Linked DNA regions of Homo sapiens: region 1 is linked to region 2. The links are chromatin loops, found by intact Hi-C in ENCODE. Cell type or tissue: Caco-2. All regions are shown on one strand. Each heading gives the region's core, and the rest is flanking DNA. Links, peaks and the distances in the headings are about the cores only.

The links. Hi-C counts contacts between places; a loop is a spot of excess contacts. Peaks named below come from ENCODE experiments on the same cell type or tissue, not always from the same donor. Only the 100,000 strongest peaks of a DNase experiment are listed, where the experiment ranks them.
Region 1: it touches region 2 in a loop (6-fold over the local background); 8 of 110 quality-filtered maps call a loop at or near these places.

What each region holds. Positions count from the first base shown.
Region 1 is chr5:80,166,976-80,175,311 of GRCh38, reverse strand. SERINC5 (serine incorporator 5) reads left to right here. Exons shown (of 12, transcript NM_001174072.3): 5 at 265-358; 6 at 5,766-5,977. Among named protein-coding and RNA genes, the nearest start is that of SERINC5, 85 kb to the left of the region's middle. In Caco-2, for the core only: no CTCF peak of the experiment used is centred there; a DNase peak (open chromatin) is centred at 4,851.
Region 2 is chr5:80,088,897-80,097,232 of GRCh38, reverse strand. No RefSeq gene overlaps it. Among named protein-coding and RNA genes, the nearest start is that of THBS4-AS1, 9.4 kb to the right of the region's middle. In Caco-2, for the core only: CTCF peaks have their summits at 3,325 and 5,305 (motif pointing left); DNase peaks (open chromatin) are centred at 2,592, 3,192 and 5,289.

The sequences.
Region 1 (8,336 bases), core at 144-8,143, 78 kb before region 2:
CTTGGATATTTCAGGGTCAGACTGCCTGTGTTCAGATCCCAACTATACCATTTATTGACTGAGATGTTGTCAACCTACATAGATTCTCAATTTTTCTCTTCTGTAAAGTGAGTGACATTTATAATAGTAATACATATCTTATATGGTTGTGTGACAAATATGTTAGGTACACTGATCATCTAGTAAAAATTAGCTGTGGTTATTCTCTTTTGAGCAAAATACAACGAAAGGTTGCCTCATTGTGTTCTTCATGGTCTTTTGCAGCCTGGCGCTATGTGGGAGCCGTCGGAGGCTTCCTCTTCATTGGCATCCAGCTCCTCCTGCTCGTGGAGTTTGCACATAAGTGGAACAAGAACTGGTGTGTGCCTTTATGGAAAGCTTCCCATTGACTCACAGAAACTGCCCAGTTTTGACCAAGGCTGTACTCAACTGCATTGCTAGGGATTTGCAGTTTTGTTTCCCTTTATACCTGCTTTTTTGTACCTCTTCATTTACTCCTCTCCTTCATTCACTTCTCACTTTTTGACCCCCTGCCCCTACTCCCTTGCTTGGGCTCTGAGTCAACCAGTGGTGTGAATTAGCCACACTCAATCCCCTGCTCGTACGGGTCTCGATCTCCTGACCTCGTGATCCGCCCACCTCGGCCTCCCAAAGTGCTGGGATTACAGGCTCGAGCCACCGCACCTGGCCTTGCTGTGTTTTTTTAACAGACTCTTGCTTATAAGAATCTAGAAAATGTGCTCATTGCTCTTAATAGAACAACTAAAGTACCTTTTCTTCCCTTTTTCATTTATCTCTTTGTAAATATCTTGAGAAGGAGATGATCCTAAAAACAGTAGGATAGAAAGGTCATGGGCCTGGCAACCAGGAGATGCAGATTTCAGTACCCTTTTGTTTTCTTTTTCTTTTATTATTATTATTATTATTATTATTATTATTATTTTTGAGATGGGATCCCACTTTGTCATTCAGGCCGGAGTGCAGTTGTGTGATCATGGCTCACTGCAGCTTCGATTTCCCAGGCTTCAGTGATTCTCCCACCTCAGCCCCCTGAGAAGCTGGGACTACAGGCATGTGGCACCACACTTGGCTAATTTCTTTTTTTGTTTGCTTGGTAGAGATGGGATTTCGCCACGTCGCCCAGGCTGATCTTGAATTCCTGGGTTAAAGAGATCCTTCTGCCTTGGCCTCCCAAAGTACTGGGATGACATTGTGTTCGGCTTCAGTGCCCCTTTTAATGCTTGTTCTCACTGTAGAGCTCATCAGTCGGCCCCTCTGACCTCCATTTTCACACTTAAATAATGTGTTTGGACTAACTGGTGTGTTCTTTTTTTTTCCTTTCTAGCTCAAATTTTGTGGTTTACAGTGTCAATTCTCTATTAGAATTGAAACAAAGGGCTTTAGGTGTCGAGTGTAAAGACTTTTTTTGGATTTTTAGTGGGATGGGAGAGCACCAGAGGGCCTTAAAAAGGGAGGAATATAATCTGTTTTAAGTGCAGAAAGGTGAAAAGGTGTCAGGGGTGCAAGTAAGGAGGTCAGGGGGAGTCAATCCAGGTGAGGGAGGAGTAGTCTGGAACTAAGTGGTAGCAAGGAGCTGGATCCTCCTATGTTCCAAAGCCAGCTCTGGGTGGAGGTGGGTGGGGGAGGGGAGAGCAGCAAGAAGCTTCCAGAGTGACCACAGTTCTTTTGTTCTTTTCTTTTCTTTTCTTTTCTTTTGAGACAGAGTCTCGTTCTGTCGCCCAGGCTGGAGTGCAGTGGCACAATCTCGGCTCACTGCAAGCTCCGCCTCCCGGGTTCGTGCCATTTTCCTGCCTCAGCCTCTCAAGTAGCTGGGACTACAGTCGCCTGCCACCATGCCCGGCTAATTTTTTGTATTTTTTAGTAGAGACGGGGTTTCACCGTGTTAGCCAGGATGGTCTCGATCTCCTGACCTGGTGATCCGCCCACCTCGGCCTCCCAAAGTGCTGGGATTACAGGCGTGAGCCACTGCACCCGGCTTCTTTTCTTTTCATTTCATTTCATTTCATTTTCTTCCTTCCTTCCTTCCTTCCTTCCTTCCTTCCTTCCTTCCTTCCTTCCTTCCTTCTTTCCTTCCTGCCTTTCCTCTTCCTTTCCTTTTCCTTTTCCTTTCCTCTTTCTTTGCTTTCCTTTCTTTCCTTTCCTCTTTCTTTCTTTCCCTCTTCCCCTAACAATGGGAAGTTGGAGTTGCTGTTTTCTGAGGTTGGGATAATTGCACAATAGCAGGTTTGGGGGATGGAGGAATGGGGGTGTCAATATCAGGAAGTTAGCCTTAGCCTGGATGTGCCAAGTTTGAGATACCAGTTAGACCTTCAAGTGGGTCTCCAATTGTTAAATGAACAAGGGGATAATATAAGTGACATTCAGGGGAAAGGTTAGGGTTGAAGATTTAACTTTGGGATGGACTGTAAACATAAATTAACTGAAAGAAAGTCCTTCATATTCTAATAACATAACCAAAAAGACTAGTGAATAGAAGCGTTGGTCGTCTCCCACGCACAAACCAGTCAGCAGTGTTTACCTTTTTCTGTATAATTCATGCTGTCTCCCCATCATCCATTATTATTTGCTCTTAGATATTTTTTTCCTTCTTAAAATCCCATTTTTCTCTCATTTCCTTTGTATGCCTTTTATGTTAGAATAATTCCAAGGTCATTGGAGTGTCTGGCACAGTTTCAGGAATATGACGGTCATTATCATTTTGGCCTTTCCTCCCTATTTTCTTTGTTTCTGGTTGCAGGAACTTTTTCATCATTAAAACATTTTAGCTGGGTTGCTTGAACACTTTCCAGTTTTGTGAGGGCATAAAGCAAGTTGCTTTTTCTGTGAGGTTTGGGAGAATGTGGTTACAAAGAGCAATTTAATCATAAGGCAGATGACAATGATTCATTCAATTCATTCTCCCTGTTCTGTCCTCTTCATTTAGCATTTATAGATACTTTTTTTTGTTCTGAACAATTTCCCTTTTTGTGTGAGACAGGGTCTTGCTCTGTTGCCCAGGCTAGAGTGCAGTGGCATGATCTGGGCTCACCGCAGCCTCTGCCTCTGGTGTCCAAGCGATTCAGCCACTCAAGTAGCTGGGATTACAGGCATGCACCACCACGCCCGGATAATTTTTGTATTTTTGGTAGAGATGGGGTTTCGCCATGTTGGTCAGGCTGGTCTCGAATTCCTGACCTCGTGATCTGTCCGCCTTGGCCTCCCAAAGTGCTGGGATTACAGGCATGAGCCACCATGCCCTAATTTATTTTTTAATTGACATATTGTAATTGTACATATTTATCGGGTTCATTTTGACGTTTTGATACATATATGTTATATAGTAATCAAATCAAGGTAGTTGGCTATTCATTACCTCATGGATTTATCATCTTTTTCTTTCTTTCCTTTCTTTTTTTGTCTTTTTTTTTAAAGAGACAGGGTCTCACTCTGTCACCCAGGCTGGAGTGCCGTGGCGCAGTCATAGCTCACTGCAGCCTTGAACTCCTAGGCTCAAGAAATCCTCCTGCCTCTGCCTCCCAAGAAGCTGGCTAATTAGCATGTCCAGCTAATTTTTTTGTTTGTTTTTTGTTTTGGTTTGGTTTTTGGTTTTTGTAGATGGGGTCTTGCTCTGTTGGCCAGGCTGTATCATTTCTTTGTGTTGAGAATCTTCAAAAGCCTCTCCTCTAGCTGTTTTGTAATATACAATACCTTACTGCTAGCCATCATCACCCTACCATACAGTTGATCACCAGAATTTATTCCTATCTATTTAACTTTTTTTAATGTCAAATTTTCCTTTACTATTCCCTGATACTATTTTAGATAAAGAAGCAGCACAGTTACAGGTCCTTCTCTTCAGTACAGGGAATAAAGAGCTAAGGTCAGCCAGTATGGCTCTTAGTAAAGGTAATTCTCTTTCCTCCCTAAGAAGATGGCATCAGAGCTGCTGGCAACACTTTGTTTCTGTTTTTAAAAGTTTATTTATTATTATTATCAAACATTTAGGGCCAGGCACAGTGGCTCATGCCTGTAATCCTAGCACTTTGGGAGGCAGAGGTGGGTGGATCACGAGGTCAGGAGTTCAAGACCAGCCTGGCCAAGATGGTGAAACCCCGTCTTTACTAAAAATACAAAATTAGCCCGGCATGGTGGTGGATACCTGTAATCCCAGCTACTAAGGAGGCTGAGGCAGAGAATTACTTGAACCTGGGAGGCGGGGGTTGCAATGAGCCAAGATCACACCACAGCACTCCAGCCTGGGCGACAGAGCAAGACTCTGTCTCAAAAAAAAATAAAATAAAAAATTTAGACAGGGTCTTACTCTTGCCCAAACTGGAGTGCAGTAGTACAGTCATGGCTCATAGCAGCCTTCATCCACCCGAGCTCAGGTGATCCTCCTACCTCAGTCTCCCAAGCAGCTGGGACTACAAGTTTGCACCACAACATGCTGCTAATTTTTGTAGAGACAAGGTTTTGCCTTGTTGCCCAGGCTGGTCTTGAGCTCCTAGCTTCAAGTGATTCACCTGCCTCGGCCTCTCAAAGTGCTGGGATTACAGGTGTGAGCCACCTCTCCTGGCAGCACTTTGGAGTAGAGACTATGGCGCTTCGGGGCTCTGTGTTTATGGAGAAAACTTGGGGAAGCCCAGTGAAGAGCCACTTTTTTCATCCTGCCAAAAACTGACCCACGGTGGTTCATAGTCAGAATGGAGAAGCTAGAATAAAGTCTGTAGGTAGCTAAAGGAAATAAAGAGTCTCAGGACTGCTCAAACTCATTACACCAAATGGAGAGTTAAGCCTGGAGACACAGTCATGTGACACTGCTGTCTCCCCCCACCTGCCCATAGATAGCTGTGACTTCCCAACCTTGTGTCAAAGGACTACACATTAGCTAGATCTCTACAGAAGGCAAAAGGCCCCATGCAACCCGGATGGCTGCCCTCAAATTGCTCATAAGTAAATTCTCTGCTTGTCCCTAAACCTTTCAAGATGTGTATCTTCCCATAAAAAAGGACATGTCAGCTGTAACTTTAGGTCTGCGACCTAAGTCTAGCTCCCTGTCCATGGAATTGCAGTCTGTTACATTTCACACTGACAATGTCCATTACAAGCTTATCTTCCCAGGTGCAGAACAAAGACAGGACAGCAGTCATTTCTCTGCTTACCCTGAGACTACATAATTAACTCTTCCTTTACTCCCTTTTTGAATGTTGATCATATCTCTTGTATAGCAGGGTTTACTGGGCACTAGTTAAAATCTCAGGGGAATGTCACGTTTGCCTCACCACCTGCCCCCTTTTCCTGCGTGCCTTCTCCCCTTTAAAGAAATGGGTAAATACTGAGCCTTCTGCAACCTCTTTGGGAGCACCAGCCACAGAAGATTCTGTGACTTGTGTGCTTTTAGGTGCACCCTCAGACCTCTGGCTCAGTACACCTCGGCTGATTGAGACTGTTGCCTCAGTCTCTCATTTGGGTTGACATTATTCATTTTAATGAATGAATACATTTGTCGCAGAAAGTGGAATTCTCTCATTGTTGAGAGAAAATTCTCAGCTTGAGTCAAGAAGTTTCCATATTTACCAGAACCTTCTAGCTTTGATGAGCATAATCACTGCTAAAATAATGTGTCTTCTGAGCAGCTGGGTACCAGTGCCTGTGGCCTGTAGCATTAGTTACTGCCTGAGGGATGGTGACTGTTACCGCAGAATGGTGGGCTTCGTTGACTTGTCTTCTCTCCTCTCCCTCTTACCCACTTCCCGGAGAAACAGGACAGCAGGCACAGCCAGTAACAAGCTGTGGTACGCCTCCCTGGCCCTGGTGACGCTCATCATGTATTCCATTGCCACTGGAGGCTTGGTTTTGATGGCAGTGTTTTATACACAGAAAGACAGCTGCATGGAAAACAAAATTCTGCTGGGAGTAAATGGAGGCCTGTGCCTGCTTATATCATTGGTAGCCATCTCACCCTGGGTCCAAAATCGTAAGCATGTTTTTTTCCATTCTTCGTTACTTATATTTTCCTAAGTGTCTTTGAGCAAACCCAATGGCTTTTTTTGTTTTGTTTTGTTTGTTTGGAACTAGTGTATTCCTTAACTTACTGTGGATGTGTCAGCAGTAGGCAAGGTGGGGCTCCAGTCTCTTCATATCTCATGCTCGAGCTGTGATAGCCAAGCATTTCTCATGTCGAGAAAGACCTGAACGTAACGAAGTCAATGAATAGGAAGATACTGCCTTTGCTAAATAATGTACCACAAAGAGCCTTTAAATGGGAAATGCCTTCCGTGTATATCAAGATCAGGTGTTTATGAGCTTGCCTACAATCTCTGTGTAAAAGTTGAATGAAAGGGCCGCAGAAGGGGTTGGTTCTGGGGTCATCTTTCACTCAAGGCTGTGGACAGTGTGGTCTGGGAGTCAGGAAGCAGGACATCCCATCCCAGCTCAGCCAGCAGCTGGCCCATGTGCTAACCTTCCTTAGACCCAGGTTCTTCCTCAGTAAACTCAGTGGAAACATGTGAGCCTGACCTTGCTCATTGTTGTTTCAAAGCCGGAAGGAAGAGACAGTGGGATCTGAAAGTGCTTTAGGAAGTATAAATGTGAATTGCCATTTATAAACTACTCTTGGTTTCTTAAGCCAGGGTATAGTGTCTTTGGGCTTACAGTGAGATGTCCCTGGTCTGATTTTTTTTGTGGGTGTCGGACCCTATAGGTGATGAAAATGCACATGACATTCAGGTTCTAGGTAGGAAAATACAGGCAATAAATGTACAGCCCCCTTGAATCATTTCTAAAATAGTGGTTTAAAAAGGCAACTAGTGGTCGGGCGCAGTTGTTCATGCCTGTAATCCCAGCACTTTGGGAGGCTGAGGCAGGCAGATCGTCTGAGGTCAGGAGTTCAAGACTAGCCTGGCCAACTTCGGGAAACCCCGTCTCTACAAAAAAATACCCAGAAAATTAGCCAGCCATGGTGGGACACGCCTGTATTCCCAGCTACCCGGGAGGCTGAGAGGCAGGAGAATTGCTTGAACCCGGGAGGCGGGGCTTGCAGTGAGCCAAGATCCCACCACTGCACTCCAGCCTGGGTGACAGTGAGACTCTGTGTCGAAAAAAAAAAAGGCAACTAGTCACAAATAATTTGTTTTCTTCTATTAAAAATTTTAAGACCATTATTGAAATTGAGAGTATTATTCTCCTAATCCCTTTAATTGATCAGTTAAGAGTTCCTAGAACAACTTGATATTCCGATTAAAATCTTTGGGTTAAGTCCTACCTTTTGAAATAGGGATAATGTTTTGAAATACTTGGTTTAATACCATTAGGTGCTAAGGAAAATCTTATTCCCTTGCCAAAGAGCAACATTATAACAGGGTCTATTTTATGTCTTTATTGGTAATTACAATTTAATAATGATAATTTTGGAAACAAATTTGACCAAAGGGAAGACTGAGTAAAAACTGCATCCTTTTATGTCGGCAAGTGGTCGAAAATTTCGCAGGAAAGAAAGAGAGATCCCTTATCACATCCTGGTTACTCTGAAGGATCTGAACCCTTAGTTTCCTTGAAATATTATAACTTTCAAAAAATAACAGATGGCTTGTGAAGTTTCAGAGAAAAATGAACACTTATACACTGTTGGTGGGAATGTAAATTAGTTCAACCATAGTGGAAAGCAGGGTGGCAATTCCTCAAAGACCTAAAAACAAAACTATCATTAGGTCCAGCAATCTCATTACTGGGTATATACCCAAAAGAATATAAATGGTTCTCACATAAAGACACAGGCATTCACAATAGCAAAGATATGGAATCACCGACATGCCCGTCAATGGTAGATTGAATAAAGAAAATGTGGTACATATACACTATGGAATCTATGGAATACGGTGTAGCCATAAAAAGGAAAGAGATCATGTCCTTTGCAGGAACGTGGATGGGGCTGGAGGACATTATCCTTAGCAAACTAACACAGGAACAGAAAACCAAATACCACATGTTCTTGCTTAAAAGTGGGAGCTAAATGATGAGAACATGTGGACACATAGAGGGGAACAACACACACTGGGGCCTATCAGAGGGTGGAGGTGGGAGGAAGGAGAGGATCAGGAAAGATAACTAATGGGTACTAGGCTTAATACCTGGGTGACGAAATAATCTATATGACAAACCCCTGTGGCAATTTTCCCCTTACAACAAACCTGCACATACACCCCTAAACCTAAAATAAAAGTTAAAAATAAATGAATAAATAAATAAATAACCTTAAAGCCATTCTCCCAGTGAATGCTGAGCCCCATAGCCTTCCTCTTTAGCCAAGAGCAGTTCTTGTATTCTGTCCCCAAAAG
Region 2 (8,336 bases), core at 282-8,281:
GAGGGAAGCTGGGGCCTGAGAAGTCCCAGGTCATACCTGCCTTCCACTGTTGAGTCTCTGCCCATCGAAACTGGAAGCGGGATGGCCTCCCAGGAGATCTCTGAAATTTCATCACGTACAGTCTATCAGCATGTTTTCTTTTTTTTCTTTTCTTTTCTTTTCTTTTTTTTTTTTTTGAGATAGAGTCTCACTCTGTCACCCAGGCTAGAGTGCAGTGGTACCATCGTAGCTCACTGCAGCCTCAACCTCCAGGGCTTAAGCTATCCTCCCACCTCAGGCTCCCAAGTAGCTTGGACGACAGGCACATACCATCACATCCAGCTAATTTTTGTATTTTTTGAAGAAATGGAGTTTTACCATGTTGCCCAGGCTGGTCTCAAACTCCTGGGCTCAAGCGATCCACCTGCCTCGACCTCCCAAAGTGCTGGGGTTACAGGCGTGAGCTACGGCAATCCGACACTGCTTTTTCTTTGAGTCCTCTAGACAGAAACCCCCTTTTGGACTTTACCCCTGCCCTGGCCTACCTGAGGCAGTTCTCATAGCAGGAAAATGAGAACCATGAGCCTGTAGCCCCAAAACCTGGGATCTGGCCTCAGTTTTGCTCCTAACTAGCCATGTAACCCTGACAAACCACAGAGGTGACTAGGCCTCAGTTTTTCCAACTGTAAAATGAAAAGGCTGAAACAAAAAGCTTCCTGATGACTCTTCAGATCTAAGATTTGGTGAGTCTATGGTTCTGGATACATGACTTTATAAACACTTCCCCATCCGGAATTTCTTTTGCATTAAGGAGGATTAAATTTAGCTGGAAGTAACAGTAAAGCCCCAAGAACAGATGGAGATTTTTCATGTCCACAAAGTCCAGTGATAGAAATCTTATGGTCTGTTACTGGTATGTTACTCCACGGTGTCAGTTCTATCTTGTTCTCTGTGATGACGCTTCTATTCCCAAGGCTTTCTCATCAACTCAAGACAGCCTCTGGAACTCCAGCTATTATATCCATATTCCAGCCTAGGAGGAGGGATAAGAGGACGAATAAGAAATATTAATGATCTGGCTGGGCGTGGTGACTCACGCTTGTAATCCCAGCACTTTCGGAGGCCGAGGCAGGTAGATCATGAGGTCAAGAGACCGAGACCATCCTGGCCAACATGGTGAAACCTAGCCGGGTGTGGTGGTGCATGCCTGTAATCCCAGCTACTTGGGAGGCTGAGGCAGGAGAATCACTTGAACCCGGGAGGCGGAGGTTGCAGTGAGCTAAGATTGCACCACTGCACCCCAGCCTGGCAACAGAGTGAGACTCCATTTAAAAAAAAAAAAAAAAATTAACCCTCTTTAGAAGAAGATTCCCAGAAGCTACCATGAACTTTTTTGCTTATATGCCACTGATCAGAACTTAGATGGCCACAACTCACCTGGGAAGTATAATCTTTTATTCTGGGCATCTGGGTTCCTGCAAAAATTTGGGACACTATGACTATGAAAGAAGGGTAGAGCTGGTATTGGGGGTGACTGCCTCACCTTAAATTTCTCTAGGTATGAGACTAACCAAATAAACCACTTCAGTTAGACTCTGTCCCTTGTCATGTGTCCAATCTCAGGGGTCTCCACTTTGAGTTTTGCTTCTCCAGCTCTGCAGGTGTTTTGTGGTGATTGGCCTCAACTTTTAGGCCCCTGTTTTCCATTATTTTCTCATTAGTGATGCCTGTGATGACCTAGCACCTCAATTATTCTTTGCACTTTGTAAGCCCAAAGCCTCTTTCAGTTGTTGGAGATAGTTGACTGATGTTTCGGGGTCTCCAAGACCACTACATTTAAGTGGTTTGCTAGAAAGTCTCATCGGAGGCTTTCTAGACAGGGATGTTTAGAACAAGGCTCTCTTTGGACCCAGGTAAAAACTCTCAGGATTAAGTAAGTCTGAGTTCTTCAAATAAACAAATGCCCTCTAAATAGAATCTAGTGATTGGCTGAAGCATAACTCAGCATCTAGTTATTCTTACAGTTATAATTTATTACAGTGAAAGGATACAGGGCAAAATCAGCACCAAAAAAAAAAAAGAAAGAAAAGTGTATGGGGCCAAGTCCAGAGAAAACCAGGGGGGCAAGCTACCAAGAGTCTTCTCCAGGTGGAAGTCACATAATATGTGCTTAATTTCCCCAGCAATGAGTTGTGACAAGGGATATGAAATGTTGGCCACAAGGGAAGCTCATTAGAGACTCAACACCCAGGGTTTTTATTAGGGTCTCGTCTTGTAGGCACCTTCTCCCTACCATGTACCAAAATTCCAACTCCCAGAAAGAAAGCAGATGCTCAGCATAAACCACACTGTACAGTCAAGACATGGTGAACCACTCTTATCAGTTTCAGAAATGGTGGGAACACTCTGGAAAGCCAAGTGCTCAGATACCAGCCAAGGGCCAACTTTGCAATTAGGCCTTTCTAACTAAAGATCAGCAGCCATCTCGGACCTGCTGTTAACTCTTCTCTGCATACCTGGTGAATGTGTGCTGTCGCTATAAAAGAATTTCAGATTTTGGAACCAGAGTCAGTGATGCTGGGTTTGAATCTCTTTCCATCTATTGATAAGGTAGGAATCTTCTACCTGAGACCTCAGCTCCTGTCGGCTGGCCCCCAGTGTACCCCTATCCTCTCCAGGCAGTGGTGACAACCCCTAACAGGTTGTTAGCCAGAGTGTTCCCAGACTGAACTGAGGGTTGGGCTGCTTGTTCTCATGGCCCAGTAATGAGATGCAGATAAACTGGGAAAGAAGAGAGTTTATTTCTGTAACCCGGTACAGGCAGAAGGCCAGGAAAATATCACCAGACCGACTCATATTTACAAAGTTTTCCAGTGCTTATATGAAGCTATATGTCTACATGTAAGTGTGGATTCATCAAAAGACACAAGTGACTGATTCCCTGTAATCCATAACTAAGATCTGAGTCCTGGAGACCTTCCTCCGGAGCCTCAGTAAGTTTATTTAATCTAGATGGGTCCAGGTGCTGGGGGTGATTACCCTTATCTTGCCTCCCGCTGAGTTATGGCGGTCTGGGGAGTTCTTTGCTGACCCCTAATAAAACGTGTTTAATCCTAAACGTGGGTACGAGGAATGTAAGAATTTCTTTGTTATCTTGTCATGCTTCAAGGCCCAGGAAAGGCCTAGGCAAGACTCTTGGTGGCTTTTGTCACATTCCAGCCTTTGTGTAAGGACACTGGCTCTTGCAGCCTTTAATGTTTAACCTAAGCACTCAGTCAGTGCTGAAACAGTTGTCATGGAGGCCTGCCTGTTTAGCTATTCGTGAGACCTGGCCTGCCACAAGAGGGGTTGAGTCCCAACCTTCTCCATATCCCCTGCAGGCCGCACAGGGTACCTGGGAAATCCCAAGTACGGACTCTCATACTCGATCACTTACAGAGTCAGGTAGAAACTTACATGTGTGGACACTGCGGTGCATGGACAACACAGGCCCTTTTCAAGGTTCCTGTGCGTGAATGCAGATGGAGGCTGGAGCTTTTGACTTTTTAAAGAGAAGTTGGAAATCCAGGTTTTTGTCTAAAAACACTCAAATTTTAAATGTTTGCTCAAGTTAGCAAATAGAAAACCCAACAGCAACCACCAAAACACTATATGGCCCAAAGAATTTTTGACTCAAGTAATTTAGGTCATGCAGACTGTCCTGGGCCAGGAAGCTGCCTGCCCCCTGCTCCCTGGAAGTGTTCTTCCTGGCAGGGATGTTTAGGACGAGGCTCTCTTTAGACCCCGCTAAAACCTCTCAGGATTAAGTCTGGGTTCTTACAACAAACAAATGTCTTCTAAACAGAGCGAGAGAATCTAGTGGTTGGCTTTGAGGTGCATTTAATTCTTTTTTTTTTGAGATGGAATCCCCCTCTGCTGCCCAGGCTGGAGTGCAGTGGCACAATCTTACTGCAACCTCTGCATCCAAGGTTCAAGTGATTCTCCTGTCTCAGCTTCCCAAGTAGCTGGGACTACAGGTGCATGCCACCACACGTGGCTAATTTTTGTATTTTTAGTAGAGATGGGTTTTGCCATGTTGCCCAGGCTGGTCTCAAACTCCTAACCTCAAGTGATCTGCCCGCCTCCACCTCCTAAAGTGCTGGGATCACAGGCTTGAGCCACTGCGCCCGGCCAGGTTCATTTAATTCTAAACTACACTATAATTTTGCAGTTATGATCAGTATTATTAATAGTAAGACAAAGGCTTTCAGTCATACAGAGGCCTGGACTAAAATGGACTGGCTTTGTGTACTTTTAAAATCCCTCCCAGTATCTAGCACAGTGCCTGGTATGTAGTAATTGCTCAGTGTGTGTCTGAAGAATGAGTGAATGATGAGTGGATAGATGAATGGCTCTTTGCTTTGCTCATGGAGAAGACTCTATCCTGTGAATTTAGGCTGAGGGACAAGGCAGAAGTCTTTGCGAAGCAATACCTAAAAGAAAGCGAGGCTTCAGTGTTCGTTCAGAGACTAAGTTGCAATAATTCACGTTTAGGTGGTGGTTTCCTTCCTATGTGGTGGTTGTTGCTTTTTGTTGAGATGTTCGTTTTGATAAATAAGAGTTCTTTTTTTTTAGACAGGGTCTTGCTCTGTCACCCAGGCTGAAGGGCAGGGGTGCAATCATAGCTCACTGCAGCCTGTCCACTCAGGCTCAAGTAATCCTCCCATCTCAGCCTCCCAAGTAGCTGGGACTACAGTGCACACCACCATGCCTGACGAATTATTAAAACATTCTCAGTAGAGATAGGTCTCACTATGTTGCCCAGGCTGGTCTCAAATTCCTGAGCTGAGGCGATCCTCCTGCCTCACCTTCCCAAAGTGGTAAGATTTCAGGCATGAGACACCACTCCTGGCCAATAAAATTGTTCTTAAGCCCTGAACTATTAGCATATAACATAGTGCTAGGAGCAGAGTAAGTGTTTAATAAATTGTAGTTGTTGTTATTCTTTTTTTTTTTTTTTTTTTTCCTGAGACACATACTTGCTCTGTTGCCCAGGCTGGAGTGCAGTGGCGCGGTCTCAGCTCACTGCAACCTCCGCTCCCCGGGTTCAAGCGATTCTCCTGCCTCAGCCTCCAGAGTAGCTGGGACTACAGGCGCAAGCCACCGCACCCAGCTAATTTTTGTATTTTTAGTAGGGATGGGGTTTCACCGTGTTGGCCAGGATGGTCTCGGTCTCCGGACCTCGTGATCCGCCCGCCTCGGCCTGCCAAAGTGCTGGGATTACAGGCGTTTGTTATTCTACTTTTAATGAAATTTAGTCATCTTTTAGCTAAAAAAGTGGCTGGTTTAGGGGCTATTTTTAGAGGATTGCTGCCCCCTAGTGGATGATATGAAAGATACAAGAATTTGAGGCCTCTTGGCCTCGCCAATTCCACAAATTTGTACTTTATTGAGAGGTGGAGGGTGAGATAAACATGGCACGGTCCTTATCCTCCAGGAGCCTGTAGAAAACCACAGAGCTACTGGGACTTTGGAGATGTTAGTTCTCAAGCCCTGATCCTCAGAATTCTGGTAGGAGGGGTAGGAGTGGGATGGAATTGTTGTGAGGAAAACTCCTTAAAAATATGCTAATGGAGAAAATTTTTCGTTCAAATCTTCCTTCCATAAATTTTTCTTAGACATTAGATATCTGCTACTGTTTACTCTAATAGGTGCTGCAAAATAAATAACTAGGCCGGGCGCGGTGGCTCACGCCTGTAATCCCAGCACTTTGGGAGGCCGAGATGGGCGGATCACAAGGTCAGGAGATCGAGACCATCCTGGCTAACACGGTGAAACCTCGTCTCTACTAAAAATACAAAAAAAAATAGCCGGGAGTGGTGGCGAGTGCCCGTCGTCCCAGCTACTCGGGAGGCTGAGACAGGAGAATGGTGTGAACCCGGGGGGCGGAGCTTGCAGTGAGCCGAGATCACACCACTGCACTCCAGCCTGGGCGACAGAGCAAGGTTCCGTCTCAAAAATAAATAAATAAATAAATAATGAATGACTAGTAAATACCCCCAATGAGGCAGCAGATGCTCACACTTAGTTGGATGATGCTTGTGAACGCGTATGTTCACAGCAGTGAAATTCTATTGTGCTTTGCAGTATATAAATTTAATGTTACTCAACAAGTTAAACTTAATGAAAGGGAGACTTATGCGCTGAATCACAGCTTGGATGATGGATAAAAGCAAACCTTCCCGCCCGCCCCAGTGTATCCTAAGCTGTGACTTCCTAGGTCTCCTCCTCCAGGCCAGGATGGGAACTGGGCTCAGCCACCCGTCTGCCTGGAGCCATCAGCTCATTGGTTATTTGTGGAATTTCTAGGGTGAGTGATCTGGCCTGGTTTAAACATAGGCATCTTTTAGGAACAAATCTAAACAGTAGGAGGCCACGTGTGGTGGCTCATGCCTGTAATCCCAGCACTTTGGGAGGCTGAGGTGGGAGGATTGCTTGAGCCCAGGAGTGTGAGACCAGCCTGGGTAACATAGTGAGACCTCATTTCTAAAAAAGAATTTTTTAAAATTAGCTATTGAAGTTGTTCACAATATGTTGTGGTAGCACTTTGAGATATTGACCCATTTCCTTTTCATATTTCCCTTTGCCCCAGTCCTCCCATTCTGGCAGAGTGGACTCTGGGCCCACTATTTCAGTGAGGCTGTGGTGGTGTGAGTCAGAGCCAGCTTGCAAACTGTTCTAGTTTTTGTGTACCCAGAGCTAAGCCCATAGTCGAAGTCTGGGGTTTGTGGGAGTGTCTTAGTCCATTTTGTATTGCTATAACAGAATACCATAGATGGGGTGACTTACAAAGAAAGGAAATTTATTTTACATGGGAGGTTGGGAAGTCCAAGATAGATCAAGTGCTGGTATCTGGTAAAGACCTTTGTGCTGTGTCATCCCCTGGTGGAAGATGGAGGGGCAGAGAGTATAAGAGAGCAAGAAATGGAACTCACAGCCTCAAGGTCTTTTATAACTGACATTAATCCATTCACAAGGGCTCTGCCCTCATGAATTAAACACCTCCCACTAGGCCTTAATTTTCAAAAGTGTTGTATTAGGGATTAAGTTTCCAACACATGAACTTCAGGGGGCACATTCAAGTCATAGCAGGGCGTAAGTGAAGGAACACCGGGAATGGATAAGATTTCTTGGCCAAAAGCAAAAGGGAGAATAAGGCTTCCCTCCTCATACTTGAGAAGGATTCTCCCATGCTGAGAGAGAAGGAAGGGAGGCCTGTGGGAGCTTTCTGCAGTCCATAGGTAAGGGGCCAGTAAAGGAATGGCTGCAAAGGTTCACACAGATTTGAGGTCCCCAGTGTGGTCTGTTAGAGTATGGGGGGTGGGTGCTGACTATGGTCACGTTAGAAGGAATCTGTGTGGATAGATGTCCCCCTCCCCAAACACCTTGGTTCTGAGAAGACATCCTAGAGTCTTGATTCTGGAAGAAGAATGGGAACCCCAAGAAAGACTGAGGTTATGTTTCTCTTGAGTTTGGCACAATAAGTTCTCAGAAGAAAAACAAGGTGAAATTTGGGAAATAAAGTTGTTTTTCTCAAAGACCTGAGTTGAAGGCGTGGATGCATGTCCACTCCATAGTTGAGGAGGTAGACAATGTGAGGAAAATACTTTTCGTTCTTTTATGATGAGCCAAGGAAATAAGCTAAAGTTACTTCTCAGTCAGGTGGCGCAGTCAGAATAGGAGAGCTTTCATTCTGGACGTCTCATTCACCCCAGCCCTCCAGATAAGCAGACATGTTTAGGCATCCTTAAAATTTTTGATGTAGTAGGGAGAAGAGAGAGGTGCTCCTTGCCACATCGCCACACCAGGGCCCCAAGTTGGGGCTAGTGCATTCTTCAGGCCATGTGTCCTGGAAAATGAGGGGTTTGAGAGCTGACAGCAGGATAGCTCAGGCCCCCAGCGTTGCTGCAGCCAGCTGCTTGGTGATGCCCTGGAGTCAGGGAGAGCTGAATCAAGGTCCTTAATCCCTCTGTGCGGTGACAGTCCCCAATGTAGAAAAGGGCAGTGTTCTGGGATGATTGTTAGCCCCTTATTTGGAATTGAGGATGCAGTTCTCCAGATCTCCACCCCTCAATAAAAAAAAAATCAGTGCTGACTGTCACTGTGCTGTTTTTTATTGATTTTGTTATTTGCTTATAAGGGTAGCTTTCATACACAGAAAACACAATTTATGGTGACTGGTTTTTAAAATTAATGTTTGATTAAAGTTACAAATTACAAAACCTTAAGTATAGAAGTTCAACTTAAAAATCTTACGACTCTACTACATCTATAAATATACAAATCTACTTATTACTTTATAGCAAAATTTATAATCA